Linked DNA regions of Mus musculus: region 2 is linked to region 1. The links are chromatin loops, found by intact Hi-C in ENCODE. Cell type or tissue: left cerebral cortex. All regions are shown on one strand.

The links. A loop is a pair of places that touch in the nucleus more often than their neighbours do. Peaks named below come from ENCODE experiments on the same cell type or tissue, not always from the same donor. Only the 100,000 strongest peaks of a DNase experiment are listed, where the experiment ranks them.
Region 2: a loop joins it to region 1, with 1.9 times the contacts of the local background. A loop is called at or near these places in 3 of 42 quality-filtered maps.

The regions. Positions count from the first base shown.
Region 1 is chr5:52,029,164-52,037,163 of GRCm38, reverse strand. It overlaps a transcript of Ppargc1a not described here. Among named protein-coding and RNA genes, the nearest start is that of Gm40302, 97 kb to the left of the region's middle. In left cerebral cortex, no CTCF peak of the experiment used is centred here; DNase peaks (open chromatin) are centred at 1,605 and 4,800.
Region 2 is chr5:51,978,364-51,986,363 of GRCm38, reverse strand. It overlaps a transcript of Ppargc1a not described here. Among named protein-coding and RNA genes, the nearest start is that of Gm40302, 150 kb to the left of the region's middle. In left cerebral cortex, a CTCF peak has its summit at 3,293; DNase peaks (open chromatin) are centred at 1,239, 1,443, 3,403 and 5,273; H3K27ac peaks cover 461 bases.

The DNA.
Region 1 (8,000 bases):
AACCAAACACAAATCGTGTACATGGAGAAAATATCGGATAGAGACCAGTCAGTGACTGGAAATCAGAGTGAGTTGTTACCTTTCCACATAATTTTCTATACAAAAGGGGTTTTTGTATATAGCTCTAGACAGGGTGAAGTGCATATACTTCTATAAAGCGATTTGCAAAAGCAGTCAGGATTTATTCTTTAAATTGCTAAAAAATCCTCCCTTTTGTTGTGATCATAGTCTTTTTCAAACAGTGATCTTTTAATTTGTATTCGAGGGAGAAGAAGTGGAAACTTCCTGTCCTGGGATTCAGATCTCATTCCCCAGCTGCACCCACAGGCCTGTCTGAGAAATAATCACATCCCAGGGCTCCCTGGATCTGCCTGCTACAATGAAGCTTACAGACTGCTGCAGCTTTTTGCAACTTGCTACTTCAGTCTTTTTCGCTGGGGAAAAAAAAGTTACTTACAAGTCATGCCTTGGTTAGTGATTACCCCAGTTTTACAGTACCATTAAAATCCCTAAACCCATCTAAATGGCTTTGTCAACAAAAAGGCAGATCATAAACTCCCAACCAGATTTCTCTCCTCTATATCATGTCATGACAGTTGATACTATCTAGTCTGCAATTTGTAGTTTTGGAGCAGGACCTCTCTCATCCCATAACTAACATCTCTATTTTAGGGGAAGCCTTCAGTTGATTTATTTTTCTGGACCTCAGTTTTCTAAGCTACCTGATGGGTCTAAGACTTGATTTTTCAGGGCTCTCCTGAAGTTATAAGATGCAAATGATAGTGTGTATGCAAATGATGGTGTGTATGCAAATGAGGGCATACATTCAGATAGTGGTATGCATTCAAAAGGTATAATAATCATGGCTGTTGTCCTTATTTCTGTTATAATTATTAGTTGTAATATGAACAGGCTTTCTCAAGGCCAGAGCTCCAATTTTCCCGGAATCCCTGTAGTTCCTAATAATAATAGCAGCTAACATTATCAGTGTGCTTATTTTGTTCCAGACATATCTCACATTGCCCTGCATGCATTAATCTCACTTAATATCTACAAGACCTCCAGAGAGGGATACTCTCTATTTTGCCAATGAGGAATCCGAAGCACAGATCATCTCTGCAGCTCACGGTGGGTCTCCAAGCTAATAATAACAGAGCTCAGATTTGAGCCCCTCTGACTTGCAGCCCTCTTGTAACTATTGAAATCCTCTGAACTAGTAAGCGGAAACATCTGTTTGATGAGACAGTACTGTCAGGTATAAGAAGTTTAGTATCTTGAAAATGTTGGGATGCAGACCTCGCTCTCCTGAATCCCCTAAGGTTAAAACAGGGCCCATTGCTAACATGCTCTTTCTAAGTCTACCTAAGGCTCCTCATTAGAGCATCTTAAAATTTTAGTTGAAAATAGTTTAAAAATAAAATCACCACAGACCCAAAGCAAGTCAAGAGTTGAGGACACTAAGAGTTTATGCTAGAAGTGTCTGCCATCTTGGTTTTCAGAAAAGTTGATGAAAAAGACTGAAAGCTATTTGCAGACAACGACGTATAGATAACAGGGTACCTAGCAATGATGCTTCAGTGAGTCATCCTGCATGTGGGTAACTCCATTTAACCTTGACTCAGTTCTAAACAGGGCTCACAGTCTACGGATGAGTCACCGTCTACAAATAGTCTACAAACATGTTTAGAGACTTTTTTTTTCTTTTTTAGAATTCTTTTCTTACTTAAGACGACTTCCTTCCTATTGATTTCTTCCCTAGATTATCCTCCCATTTACCCTCAACTTCCTTTCTTCCGAATTTCCCTTCTCCTCCTCCTTCTCTTCTCTCTTCCTTCTAAATTCTGGATGGTCTCGTGAGAACGTTGAGGGGAAATTTGAAAAAAAGCAAGGAAAATAATTCTTATTCCTACAACATAGCTCTTTTTTTATTGCTTTGAGTTTGCATATTATTTTATCTTTAGGAAATTTTTTGGTTTGCATACATAATTTATAATTATATGATTGCGGTCGAAGTGAACAAACAATCTTACTCAGCTTTGTTTCATGCATTTAATGAGTGTGCATTATTCCATTAAGCTGAAGTCCATAATTTATGTTGTCTTTTTCCATTGCTGATTTTTTTGTTGTTTCTAAGGTTTTGTTCTTTTAGGCAGTGAACGTGTTTTTGCACTGGGCTTTTGCCTCTGCCAAAGTTCCTAACATTAAATCAAATACTTCTGTGTCTAAAATGAAACTTTTAAAAATTTGGTCCAAATTTCCTCAACTATTGATGCTACACAAATGGATTTTTACCCAACCAGCTTCATGTCTACTTAATGTTGTAAGAATTATTCAGTTAATTTAATCTTCACTGCTTGGCACCTGATTTAGGAAAAACTAATTCAATCCTGCTTACAAATTATTTATAGCAATAACTGAATTCTTTATATTAGCCATTTTTTTTCAGTGACCTGGTAGCATCAACATTTAAGGTAAGACTTTAGAAATTGAATCTCAGGATTTTTATAATTAACAGTTGACTGTACGCATAAGTGTTAGCTAGATGATTCTGACATTTTAAGAACAAGCATTTGGACATGTCTGGGTATATCCTTGTTTTGTGACTACATGATTGTGTTTTCTCTCCTATATCCTGTGTCCACTGCAAAGGCTGCTGACTTCTTCCCCAGTTCACGATGACGTTGGTAGAAGCAGTTGGTCTATTCCTACTTTTCTTAAATTGGAACTAGCCCTTCATCTATACATCTGTAATTGCACCAGTAATGGACAATGAGGATTTGCATTATCAAACATTTCTGGCTTTGTCTCATTTGATTTCTGACTGCATTTCGTTCCCTGAAAATCTCTACTCCTCAGTTCTCACCGTCTCAAACTTTGGCATTCCCATCTTGGTCACTTTTGCTGAGTCTGTGTCTTTGACTCATTGTGGGAAGTAACCAGTCTGCACTCCTCAATTTGCCCTGCATTCTACAACAATCCATCCCTACACTACACACACATCCACACACACACATCCACACACTCATACACACACTCACACTCTTACACACTCCTCACTTTCCCCTGCCTTCTGCCCATATACACAGGGCTTTGCGCTCTGTGTTTTCAAGCCTGTTTTGTACCCTTTGCATCTGTGGGTTGCATACCAGTTCTTGTTGGCTACTGTTTACTTTTAATGGGGATAGGTAGAATCTTCTTTGGTTCTATACTTCCCAAGTCTAAAGCTGCCTTTGCTCAGATCTTACTCAGATAATGCTAACACTCTCCACCCGGTTACCTTGTCTAGAAACCTAGACATTATATCATCCAGTTTCTCATTCTCTAACATCTAACCCAGCACCCAGATATACTTATTCTGTTTAGAGTTGGCCTTGAACCCTCCTCTTTTCTTTATTGTCCCATTGTTTCTGCCTCGGATAAGATTGTGGAGCGTCACTAATTTGTATCCTTGGATGTAGTCTTACTTTTTTCCAATTGTCCTCCTGCTTTAGCTGGAGTGAGTAAAATTACTCATTGAATCCCCTCACACTATTGAGCTGACCTTCCCGCCTCCACAGAAGCCTCCTCATGTCATCTGGAAGGGATGCTGTTGACTCTTGCACAGTAGTCAGATTCTGTGACCAGCCATGCACTGTCTCCATTAACTTCTAAGAATCTTGGCTGTGCTCTGCCACAATGGCTCTCCTTGAGTTTCCATGCATCTCTCGGTTCTGTGACCTAGAATGGTATTTCTTTTGCCTTGCCTGTGCTGTCCTCACTAAGCTCTTGGCCCCCTTGTAAGATGTAGCTCTGAGGTCTTGAGGACAAGAAGCATGCTCCTGTTTTCCTGTAAATAAAATTCATGCCCTGCAATTTAGAAAACAAAGGAAAGCACTCTCACCCACAGACTGGTCCAAGCTTCTAGTCTCAGCTGCTGGAGAGGCTGAAGGAGAAGGATTGGAATCACAGGTTTGAGGCAAGCTTGGAGGAATTAGCAAGATCCTGTTCCAAAACAACATTCAAACAAAAGGACTGAATAGGTAGTTTACCAACAGAGAGGTTATGACAGATGCCCAAGGCCTTGGATTCAATTCTCAGCACTGCAAAAAGCAATCAAAACCCACTTTATATTTCATCATGAGCCCATGTATCCTAAGCTGGTCTTGAATTTACAAAAACAGTTAAGGATGACCTCTTGTCTCCACCTTGAAACGGCTGTGATTATGATGGCAAACCATCACCATTGCTTTTGTGTGGTGCTAAGACCTGAATCCGGGGCTTTCATGCATGCTGGGCAAACGCTCTAGCCACTGCACCAACCTCTGTAACTATTTATGTAGAGATTCTTTTGAACTTTAAGAGAGGGAATGTTTCATGAAAAGCCTCGCTGTGTATTTAAAAAAATATAATTTCTAATGAGTGCATTATATTTGACAATATCATATCATATAGATATACCATAATTTATTTAACCACCCCTCATTGATGCATGCTTAATTTTTTCAATTTCAATATGCTAATGCTTCATTGAATAGCCTTTATTGATATTTAACAGATTTTATGAGATAGAAGAGTACAAGGAGGATTGATCATAAGTTTAATTTTTTTCGAACTTTTACTGAGTCAGTCAAAGAGAGATTTGTTTGTAAAGCAGCAACTGCTCGGTGTATTAAAAACTTTGTTAACCCTTTAGATTTTTTCACAGTGTTGATAATTATACATGTTTAAAATATATAACCATTTCTGTCAATCAAACAAAGTGTGTTAGGAGTGTTGCTAAGGGAAACCCCAGCTTTCCCGTATTCTGATTGTGCGGCAATATAGCTTTTTATGTAACCAGTTCATATTTGTGAAGTGCTTTGAAGATGAAAGCTATTATGTAAAGGCAAAATCACTTCATAAAAATGTTACACATAAGATACAAAAATCCATAGACAGGCTCTAAGATTTTCAAAGTAACATCAACTCTTTCATGTAATCATTTATAACCACCGTCTTTAGACTAGTAATCCAGCATTCATTTATAGATTATTCTCAGAGTATTTTAGTGTTATCTATTGCAGTGAAATTGTTTTTCCAGTCAAAGGCAGTGGTTAGGAATGACGTTATTCGTTTTTAACCATGGTTATTGAAGTTGTAGCACATTTATAAATACGCGAGGATAAATAAAAATTGGCCATAAGTATAAATTATTCTTTCTGACATCCACCATTACAGCTCCAAAGATTGGCATTTGGAAGCAAAAGATTTCATTGTGCACCATATAGGCCTTAACATTGCAGCATTTGTAAATTGTAGCAGATCATTTTATTTCTGTAGCATGATTAAAGAAAGAGAGTGGGACAGGGTGAGGTCTGATGAACCTGGAGAGGAGTTTCTTTTTCCTGCATCTCTAAATACCACCCCATCTGCTCAGTGTACCATCCCCAATCTCAAGGTGTACCCTGTGAAAATTGGAAGGCTTTCATTATTTTTCATTCAAGAATAATGGTTTTTATTTTTAAAGCATCACCTTGGTGTTGGGGAGATGGATCATCAGGTGAGAATGTCCACTGCATAAGAGTGGAGATCAGAGTTCAAATCCCCAGAACCTGAAGAAGTAAGGTGTGTCAGTAGGCACCCAGCACTGTGAAGAGGTAGAGATACAGGGATTGTTGGAGCTTGCTCAGTGCTATTCAGCTCCAGGCTTAGTGAGAGACTTTGCTCAAGAGGATAAGACAGACAGTGATAAACAGTGTCCTCTGGCCTCTGAGTGTATGTACCAGTTCATGTGTCCACAAACATTGCACACATACCCAATACCAAAATAAAATACTGGCTGTGACGTTTCTCTGGCTCTCCCCTCTCCAACTTCTTTTACACATTGCTGATGTCCCCTGAAACTGAGGTTGCCTATTTTCAGTTAATCCCTTTCATTATGTCTCATATCAACTCATCAAATCCAGATGCTCACCAGACCTTTTTTAAAAAAATATTTTATTTATATGCATTGATGCTTTGTTTGGTTAACACATGTATTCCTGTGAGAAGGTGTCAGATCTTGGAGTTACAGACAATTGTGAGCTGCCATGTGGGTGCTGGGAATTGAACCTAGGTCCGTCGGAAGAGCAGTCAGTGCTCTTAACCGCTGAGCCATCTCTCTAGCCCCTCACCAGACCTTCTTATAGTACATGTTCTCCTTGGCCAGAATTGAAGCTCAGTTACAGTGGAGTTAAGATCAGGAGGCAGAATCACTGCAGCTCTAGGCACCACGAGTTGGAACAAATTCCAGCCCACTAGACACATGGTGGAAATCTAGCAGCTTTGCTGTAGCTTCGTTTTTGGGTTTTCTGGGAATGGATGTGTGAACTCAGACTCTCAGGCTTGGTGGCAAGAGCCACGACCCACTGGGCCATCTCACTGACACTCTGATTAGCTTCTTGCTCACTTAGTTTTAGTTATTATCCTCTGTTCTTAGTCTCCTCCCCCTGTCTCACCCAGTTAAACAAAACCCATGCCTTGTCCCAGACAGAACTTGGTTGGCCTTTTGGGGTACTGAAGCCCAGTACCCCAAAGGTCTTTCTATTTATTTTCCTGGCTTTCCCCTGACAAGTACAAAAAGAAATCTTCAAATTTGGTTTTACAGTACAGCATTATGGGGCCTAGTAATTATCCAGTTTATGAAAGTTTGGTAACTGGTACCCTCCAGCATTTCTTATTGCACGTAATTTTATTAGTAAAAGGTTAGGACATTTGGCCATTTTAGACTGGCCATCAACCATTGCTCACCAAAAATTAAAATCCTCTGTCATTTCAAACATAACCAACATTTAGTCATTTATTTGGAGGTGGCACCCTTAGATTGAGCACGAGAAGAACCCAGAAGCAGCATACATGGTCGATGGGCTCATTTCCCTGGAAAGTGAGCAGGGTGGTAGCTTAAGTGGACCAAGTGTGCTTCTTGCAGGCAAGCCATCTCTCAAGGAATCTGATGAGTAACTACTGTCCTAACTGTATTCTCCTAGTCACCCATTAATCTTTCAAGAACACCAATCAAATGGTGAAGTCTTTCATTCTGATGTGCCAAGGGACAGATCAGGGAGCTGCTTAGGGGAGATACTTTCAAAGTCTGTTTTATTTTCTGGATGGCTTAAGTATGATTAAGAGGATGTTAAGAGAGGATTTCCATAAAATTTATAATGTTTTTGGTGATTGGGAAATGAGATGATGCTTTGCATAGTTGGGGATCTTTTGAAAATTACCCAAAAATAAAGATAACCTTCTCTATGGAGTGGGTGAAGTATGTCTTTAATGTGTCAAGTTTTCACAGAGACCTGGACCCTTTTGCAGTCCATCCTTGTCACTCTCTACAGGGCTGAAGTGCCAAAGAGTGTGTGTACCATGAGCCATGCAGCCAATACTTTGCTTTAGGTCTTCACCCATTGATGAAGGAATCTTGCATTGGTCACAGTGGAACCTTATATGGTTTTGTGTCCTCCGTGCATTAATCAACTGTGGTCATGCACCAAAGGATGGCATCTCAGCTAGAGACTGACACATGTACAGCAGTGGTCACATAAAGTGTATTGCTCAGTGGTTGTGTAAGAAGAACTCTACAGTGTTAGTGTTCAAAGGTTAACGAATTTCCCTAGCTGTGTAGTTCTGAGAATGTATCCTATTGTTGAATGACACATGACTATATGCATCACACTTAAAATTTCCTTAATGAGTCGATGATAATATTTAATAGTGATGATTTCCCAAAGGAAAGTAAATGTATGGGCTGTTAGTGTTTAACGTGTGACTGGAGAGCTCTTAAAGGGGAGGGAGAAGCCAGTGAGCAGTGTGTTCTTTCTGCTTTAAGGACTATTACTTGTGCAGTCGATTTTTACGGTGCCAGTGATTTTTATAATATCATTTGGCACCGCAAGCCACCATGGGCCTTTTCTGCCTCTGTCCCCTCAGGCTCCTCTTACTGAGAGCATACAAGTCCTACTTAGGATCTTGGGCTTTCGTGCTCCTTTTTCGTTGGACATTAAGGT
Region 2 (8,000 bases), 51 kb after region 1:
CTGAGCCAATAAGGGTAAAAATTTTGACTGGCTTTCCAGATACTCTTTAGATCATAGTGTTGGTTCTTTTTAATTTTGTATTTTTCCCCAGAATTTCTATCCTCCTGTGTCCCCCCACTCCCTCTGAAATTCATGACCTCTTCTTTTTAAATTACTATTGTTTTACACACACACACCACACCATAACCCTCTCCACACACACATACACACACACACACACACACACACACACACACACACAGAGAGAGAGAGAGAGAGAGAGAGAGAGAGAGAGAGAGAGAGAGAGAGAGAGGGAGAGAGAGAGAGACACAGACGGACACACAGACAGACACACATGCACATCACCTGTTGAGAGCTTATTGGTGCTTTTAGATATGCTTGTTTAGGGCTGACCATCTGAGATCGGACAACCTATCAGGGGCCTCTAGAGAAGACTGATTCTTCCTCTCTCTGCAGCTGTTAATTCCCTGGACCTCAAATTTCAAGAGTTTTAATTGGTTTCACAGAAGATCTGAAGCGTCTCAGAAACATTTCCCATCCTCCCATCATTCTAAAGCCAGGAGACAGAGAGGCACAGAGGACGTTACACAATGCTTGTGTCAGGCCAATCTCTCCAACCCCTAGCAGCCCAGAGCTTTTTCCTCATCCTACCACGTGCTCTCCTGTCATTAGCTACTTGCATTTTTCTATTTACTGTACTTCATTTGACAAATCATTAAAAATAGATAGCACAACATTGGCCTCGGGACTAATCTTTGAGCGGCCCTATTATTTTTAGCTTCCCATGTGGAGAATTGGCTATTTATTCCTGCACTTCGGTTTCTTTCGGTTAAGAAGGCTTTAATCACGACAGAAGTTCACCTTCTACCTACGGTTCCTGACTAGCCTGCCTGGCTTTAATAGCCACCTATGAGAGATACCTTCCCAACAGTCTTTAGAGAGTCTAAATAAACTATGCCCACAGATTCCTTTTTATCTGCTGTTTTTAGCGCACAATTTCCCCCCCCCAAAAAAAAAACCAGGCCAGAGTGCACGCTTGTCTCTGTAGGTGCTTTGAAATGCCTTTTTTTGGTGGAGTTTTGCTATCTTGAGGCTCAGGCAAGATGGATGCTTGCCTGGTGCTGGTGTTGGCATTGGCGCTGGTGCTGACACTGGTGCAGGCGCTGCTGTTGGTGCTGGGGCTGGGGCGAAGAGGCATCAGCAGCTTTGCCAAGAAAAACCCTGCCAACAGCTGATGTTGGGCTCTGAGACGCCACAGAGTTGGCTTGCCATGTCATTTTTAGCACTGGTTCTTTTGGAGGTTGCCTTCTTCTCACTCCTGTGCTCTTAATACCGGGCCTCCCCAAATACCTTCTCAGATGAAGCCCTCTGTTACCTTCTTTTCTTTCATCTCAATCCGCCTTCTGCCCACAGAGCAAACATGACTTCTTCCTTAGACCTCGTGGGTGTGCCTGTAGTTTTCGATCATGTGCTGTGGCACTTCTTATTATGTGTGACTTTTACTGAGAGTAGCCAGACTTTTCCAGGCATCTGCTAGTGTGTGGGGCAGTGCATTAGTCAGACTTTTTGGAATTGTGACAAATATCTGAAACCTTTTAAGTAGACAAGATACATTTGGACTCATGGCTTTAGCAAGTGGTCAGTTGGCTCTGTTGCTTTGGGTAGAACATCATGACAGGAAACAAGGGCAGAGGATGCTGCTCATCTCATGGCAGCCAGGAAGCAAAGAAAGAGGCAGGAAAGGGCCAGACACAAGAGATGCTTCAAACGTGCTCCCAGGGACCTTTGTCCTCTAAGTAGACCTACCGACTACTAACCTACCGGCTATATATTCATCATCTTTTGTTCCAGTCACTTCAGTATTAGAGACTTTTAAGATATTAAACAAAAGAATCATAGATAGGGTTGTGTAGCCATGGTCCCATGCAGAATGTACCCGAGTGGCCATGGGTAGGATGCTTATGCAAACTTTATTCTAATTACATATTTTCTTTATTTACATTTCAAATGTTATCCCTTTTCCTGGTTTCCCCTCCGAAACTCCCATGCCCCTCCCCCCAACCCCTGCTTACCCACTGACCCACTCCCACTTCCTGGCCCTGGCATTCCCCTACACTGGGGCATAGAGCTTTCACAGGACCAAGGGCCTTTCCTCCCATTGATGACTGACAAGGCCATCCTCTCCTACATATACAGCTGGAGCCATGAGTTCCTCCATGTTACTCTTTGGTTGGTGGTTTAGTCCCTGGAAGCTCTGGGGATACTGGTTAGTTCATATTGTTGTTCCTCCTATGCGGCTGCAAACCCCTTCAGCTCCTTGGGTCCTTTCTCTAGCTCCTCCATTGGGGACCCTGTGCTCAGACCAATGGTTGGCTGAGAGCATCCACCTCTGTATTTGTCAGGCACTGGTAGAGCCTGTCTCTCAGGAGACAGCTATACAGGCTTCTGTCAGCAAGCACTTGTTGGCATCCTTAATAGTGTCTGTGTTTGGTGACTGTATATGGGATGAATCCCCAGGTGTGGCAGTCTCTGGATGGCCTTTCCTTCAGTCTCTGCTCCATACTTTGTCTCTGTAACTCCTTCCATGGCTATTTTTGTTCCCCCTTCTAAGAGGGAATGAAGTAACCACACTTTGTTCTTCCTTCTTTTTGAGCTTCAAATAGTCTGTGAATTGTATCTTGGGTATTCTGAACTTCTGTGCTAATATCCACTTATCAGTGAGCGCGTATCATGTGTGTTCTTTTGTGATTGGGTTACCTCACTCAGGGTATTTTCTAGTTCCATCCATTTGTCTAAGAATTTCATGAATTCATTGTTTTCAATAGCTGTGTAGTACTCCATTGTGTAAATGTACCACACTATCTGTATCCATTCCTCTGTTGAGGGGCATCTGGGTTCTTTCCAGCTTCTGGCTATTATAAATAAGGCTGCTATGAACATAGTGGAGCATGTGTCCTTATTACATGTTGGAGCATCTTTATGCAAACTTTTTATGAGTATCTTTTATGCTTTTGTTTTTGCCATGCTGAGGATTGAATTCAGGGCCTTGTGCAATTTTGGCCAGTGCTGTACCCCATTGAACTATATTCTTAACCCAGTCTACTCTTCCAGGACTCATCTTTCTCATCTGTATGATGGGGAAAATATTATGTACCTCATAGAGAGGTGATGAAGGGTAAGCCATAAATTCCCTAGAATGATTTTTAATTCTAGTTTGATATTACTTTACTTCTAGATCAAAAGGAAGCAATGTTCTCTCTACCTGCATACAAGGCAGAAACGAAGCGTGGGCCCTGCTGGAGGGCTGAGGGAATGTATATTTGTAACTTTGGCACTGCTATATTTGTGCAGCATGCTCTGTCTTCTCAGATGACTACTAAAGATTAGTCACTGTTTTTAGGACATCTGTATCAATAACCAGAAGGCAGGGAAAATCGTGGAAGAGGGGGTGTGTGGAAAAAACCACAAGTGAGCCAGAGGATGGGCAGGGATGCTAAGAAATGATGCCTTCTGGCTACAAACAGACACGGCTATTGCACTCGTGAATTTAAGGCAGCTACGGCGACTTGCACAAGATCTATATAAGATCGAGTGGATTGACTTTCTAGCATGGATGGGAGAATCCCTACCCCAAGATGAGAAGATATTGCCGGTTGATGGCTTTTGGGGCAGAGGATGTTGATTTTCTTTTGTTGTGGTTGTGGTGCTTGGTATGTTGTCCATGCTCCAGTGGACCATGTCATACTCCCACATTTGAGCAGCACTAATTGGACTCAGGGATTTATAAAAACAAAAACAGAACATGAAACTGAAAAGGGATACAATTGGGGGAGGGGGTTTCCAGGGGGATATGATCAAGATACATTGTATACATGTATTCAGTTGTTACAGAATAAACATACTCATTTAAAAATTAGGACTGTTTTCATAGTTCTTACAAAGTCCAGGCCCAGTTCATAGGTAGCCTCAGTTATTCCTCAGAGTAAGTCCTTACTGATGAGTTTTCATTCCGGTTTTACAGGCGATGGAATAGAAACTCACAGGACCTAGAACAAGGTCATTGCATGAATAAGTATCAAAACCCAGTATGAGCTCAGGGTCTTGTTCCCACTGTATGATTATACTGAGATCTTTGACTTGAAAGATGCTATGATATTAAATATTGCTTAACCACCAATCGACAATCACCTAAGAAACAAATCTCTGGTCTTCTTAGGGAGGAAGTTTTTACACTGGGTTACTTGAGGGAGAAAGACTCACCCTCACAGTGGGTGGTGCCACTCTGTAGGCTGGACAGTAAGAACTGGAAACCAAGCTGAGCAGCTCTGCTCACATCTGCTCCTTGACAGTGGATCCTGCCCCATGCTTGTGCTGTCCTGTCTTCCCTTCATGATGGATGGTACCTTCAGATAACATGAATCCTTCCTTCCTGAAATTGTGTTTAGACACACTTTGTTGTAGCAATCAGAAAAGAAATACTGATACTCTCTCAAGAACCAGTATAGAGGGTTTAAAACATATTTTCATTAGTTTACTGAGAATTTTGTATACAATATATTCTGATCATATTCACTCCCATTCTTTCCCCTACCCTTCCTCAGATCTACCTCACCTCTACTCCATCTGACTCATTTGGAACCCACAATCCATTTTGTGCTGCCAATGAAATCATGGGCTTGGGGCTAGCTACTGGAGTGTGGTTTCATGTAAGTTGGACCACACCCTGAAAGGAACCTGACTCTTCCTTCCCTAGAAGCCATCAGCTGTCCATAGTTCTGTAGCAAGGGCTGGGGAACAAGATGTCCTCCTCCTCGAATCCTGACTGACTCTATCTTATGCAGCAACCCCAACTTCTGTGAGCCATGAGGTACTTTGTCCTGTCATGTCAGGAAGGGACTTTAACTTCAATATTTCCCACTGTCTGGCTTTTAAAATCTTTCCAACCCTTCCAACATGCTAGTCCCCGATCCTTGGTGAGAGGGCATTAAAAAAAGAGTATTCTTGCATCAATATTTGAGAAAAAGTTTGTTTGTAATAAAGACCCAGCAGTAGCAGCAACAACAGCAACAGCAACAACAACAGCAACACCAGGTCTCTTTATTTTTACTTCCACAGGGGGATACAATATCAGGTTATTAAAAACAACCAGCCAATTAAATCACCATTGTGCATAAAGAATTGGGGCTTTGTGCTGACTGACGTCAGAAGTTCTGCTTTAGAATCTTGAGAAGATTCCCCTACTGACTCAGCAGCTGGCGAGATGCAGCTTGCTATTCTGCCCGTATATCCATCTTTCCTTGTATAGCTGTCTCTGTACATTGAAGATAGAACCTGCTGGGGCAGACGCATTTGGTCTTGACAAATACAGCATCACTTTGGCTGTCCCTTCTATCAGAGGTGGTTGTGATCATCCAGTTAGACTAAGACGGATGGGAACATTAATGATCCAAAAAACAATTCTGGAATCCAAGAGAAGGGACAAGCTGAGCGAAGGCTCAGTCCATGGAGGTCAGACTGAAAACAACTGTGTTCAAAGGCTTCACCTTTGACCTGGTCTAGGTGGGCACTGGGAACATGCTGACCTGAGGCACTTGATGCAGACTGGAGCTTTGGGGAAGGCACTGTTCTTTAAGGCCCAAATTCAAACTTTAGATCATCCCATGCCCATTAGGCTTTGTCTGGTCTCAGGGAAGAGTTTCCCAGCTCTGATGCAGTGACATTTAGGGCATGCTTTGTCTTGTGCATTGAACTGTCAGATATTTACCAGAATTCCCGGTTTCTGTCTACTCTTTGCCAGTAGCATTTTCAAAAATGTGTTAGTTGTAATGTCTGCAGATATTGTCTGTTCCTTGAGAGGAGAGCAAAATTGGCCCTGACGGGGAAACACTACTCTATTGTCACTAGTTTGTGAAGTCTTTTTAGTCTGGTCAGAGTTAGTTAGGAAGACATGGTTTAGTGAAATCTTTTGTGGCCCCAGTGCTGATACTCTTCAATCAGCAGCTAGATTGGGTAGAGTATAAGCAACAGCAATCTATTCCTCATAGTTATAAAAGCTGGGAAGTCTAAGATGTAGGTACCAGTTAGCCTGGTATCTGAAAGGACTTGTTCCCTCTGTGTGGAGGTCTAGAAGTGCCCTCACTTGGCATGAGGGACGAAAGAGCCCCAAAGACATAAGCTAATTTACTCTAGTTCTTGTGTAAGGTGTTCTTGCATTGATTACAGCAGGACCTTATAACTTCAACACTTCTTTTTTTTTTTTTCCATTTTTTATTAGGTATTTCGCTCATTTACATTTGCAATGCTATACCAAAAGTCCCCCATAGCCACCCACCCCCTCTCCCCTATCCACCCACTCTCCTTTTATGGCCCTGGCGTTCCCCTGTACTGGGGCATATAAAGTTTGCGTATCCAATGGGCCTCTCTTTCCAGTGATGGCCGACTAGGCCATCTTTTGATGCATATGCAGCTAGAGTCAAGAGCTCCGGGGTACTGGTTAGTTCATAATGTTGTTCCACCTATAGGGTTGCAGATCCCTTTAGCTTCTTTGGTACTTTCTCTAGCTCCTTCATTGGGGGCCATGTGATCCATCCAATAGCCGACTGTGAGCATCCACTTCTATGTTTGCTAGGCCCAGGCATACTCTGACAAGAGACAGCTATATCAGGGTCCTTTCAGCATAATCTTGCTAGTGTATGCAATGGTGTCAGCATTTGGAAGCTGATTATGGGATGGATCCCCGGATATGCTAGTGTCTACATGGTCCATCCTTTTATCTCAGCTCCAAACTTTGTCTCTGTAACTCCTTCCAAGGGTGTTTTGTTCCCACTTCTAAGGAGGGGCATAGTGTTCACACTTCAGTCTTCATTTTTCTTGAGTTTCATGTGTTTAGGAAATTGTATCTTATATCTTGGGTATCTTAGGTTTTGGGCTAATATCCACTTATCAGTGAGTACATATTGTGTGAGTTCCTTTGTGAATGTGTTACCTCACTCAGGATGATGCCCTCCAGGTCCATCCATTTGGCTAGGAATTTCATAAATTCATTCTTTTTAATAGCTGAGTAGTACTCCATTGTGTAGATGTACCACATTTTCTGTATCCATTCCTCTGTTGAGGGGCATCTGGGTTCCTTCCAGCTTCTGGCTATTATAAATAAGGCTGCTATGAACATAGTGGAGCATGTGTCCTTCTTACCAGTTGGGGCATCTTCTGGATATATGCCCAGGAGAGGTATTGCTGGATCCTCCGGTAGTACTATATCCAGTTTTCTGAGGAACCGCCAGACTGATTTCCATAGTGGTTGTACAAGCCTGCAATCCCACCAACAATGGAGGAGTGTTCCTCTTTCTCCACATCCACGCCAGCATCTGCTGTCACCTGAATTTTTGATCTTAGCCATTCTGACTGGTGTGAGGTGGAATCTCAGGGTTGTTTTGATTTGCATTTCCCTGATGATTAAGGATGTTGAGCATTTTTTCAGGTGCTTCTCTGCCATTCGGTATTCCTCAGGTGAGAATTCTTTGTTCAGTTCTGAGCCCCATTTTTTAATGGGGTTATTTGATTTTCTGAAGTCCACCTTCTTGAGTTCTTTATATATGTTGGATATTAGTCCCCTATCTGATTTAGGATAGGTAAAGATCCTTTCCCAATCTGTTGGTGGTCTTTTTGTCTTATTGACGGTGTCTTTTGCCTTGCAGAAACTTTGGAGTTTCATTAGGTCCCATTTGTCAATTCTCGATCTTACAGAGCAAGCCATTGCTGTTCTGTTCAGGAATTTTTCCCCTGTACCCATATCTTCAAGGCTTTTCCCCCACTTTCTCCTCTATAAGTTTCAGTGTCTCTGGTTTTATGTGAAGTTCCTTGATCCACTTAGATTTGACCTTAGTACAAGGAGATAAGTATGGATCGATTCGCATTCTTCTACATGATAACAACCAGTTGTGCCAGCACCAATTGTTGAAAATGCTGTCTTTCTTCCACTGGATGGTTTTAGCTCCCTT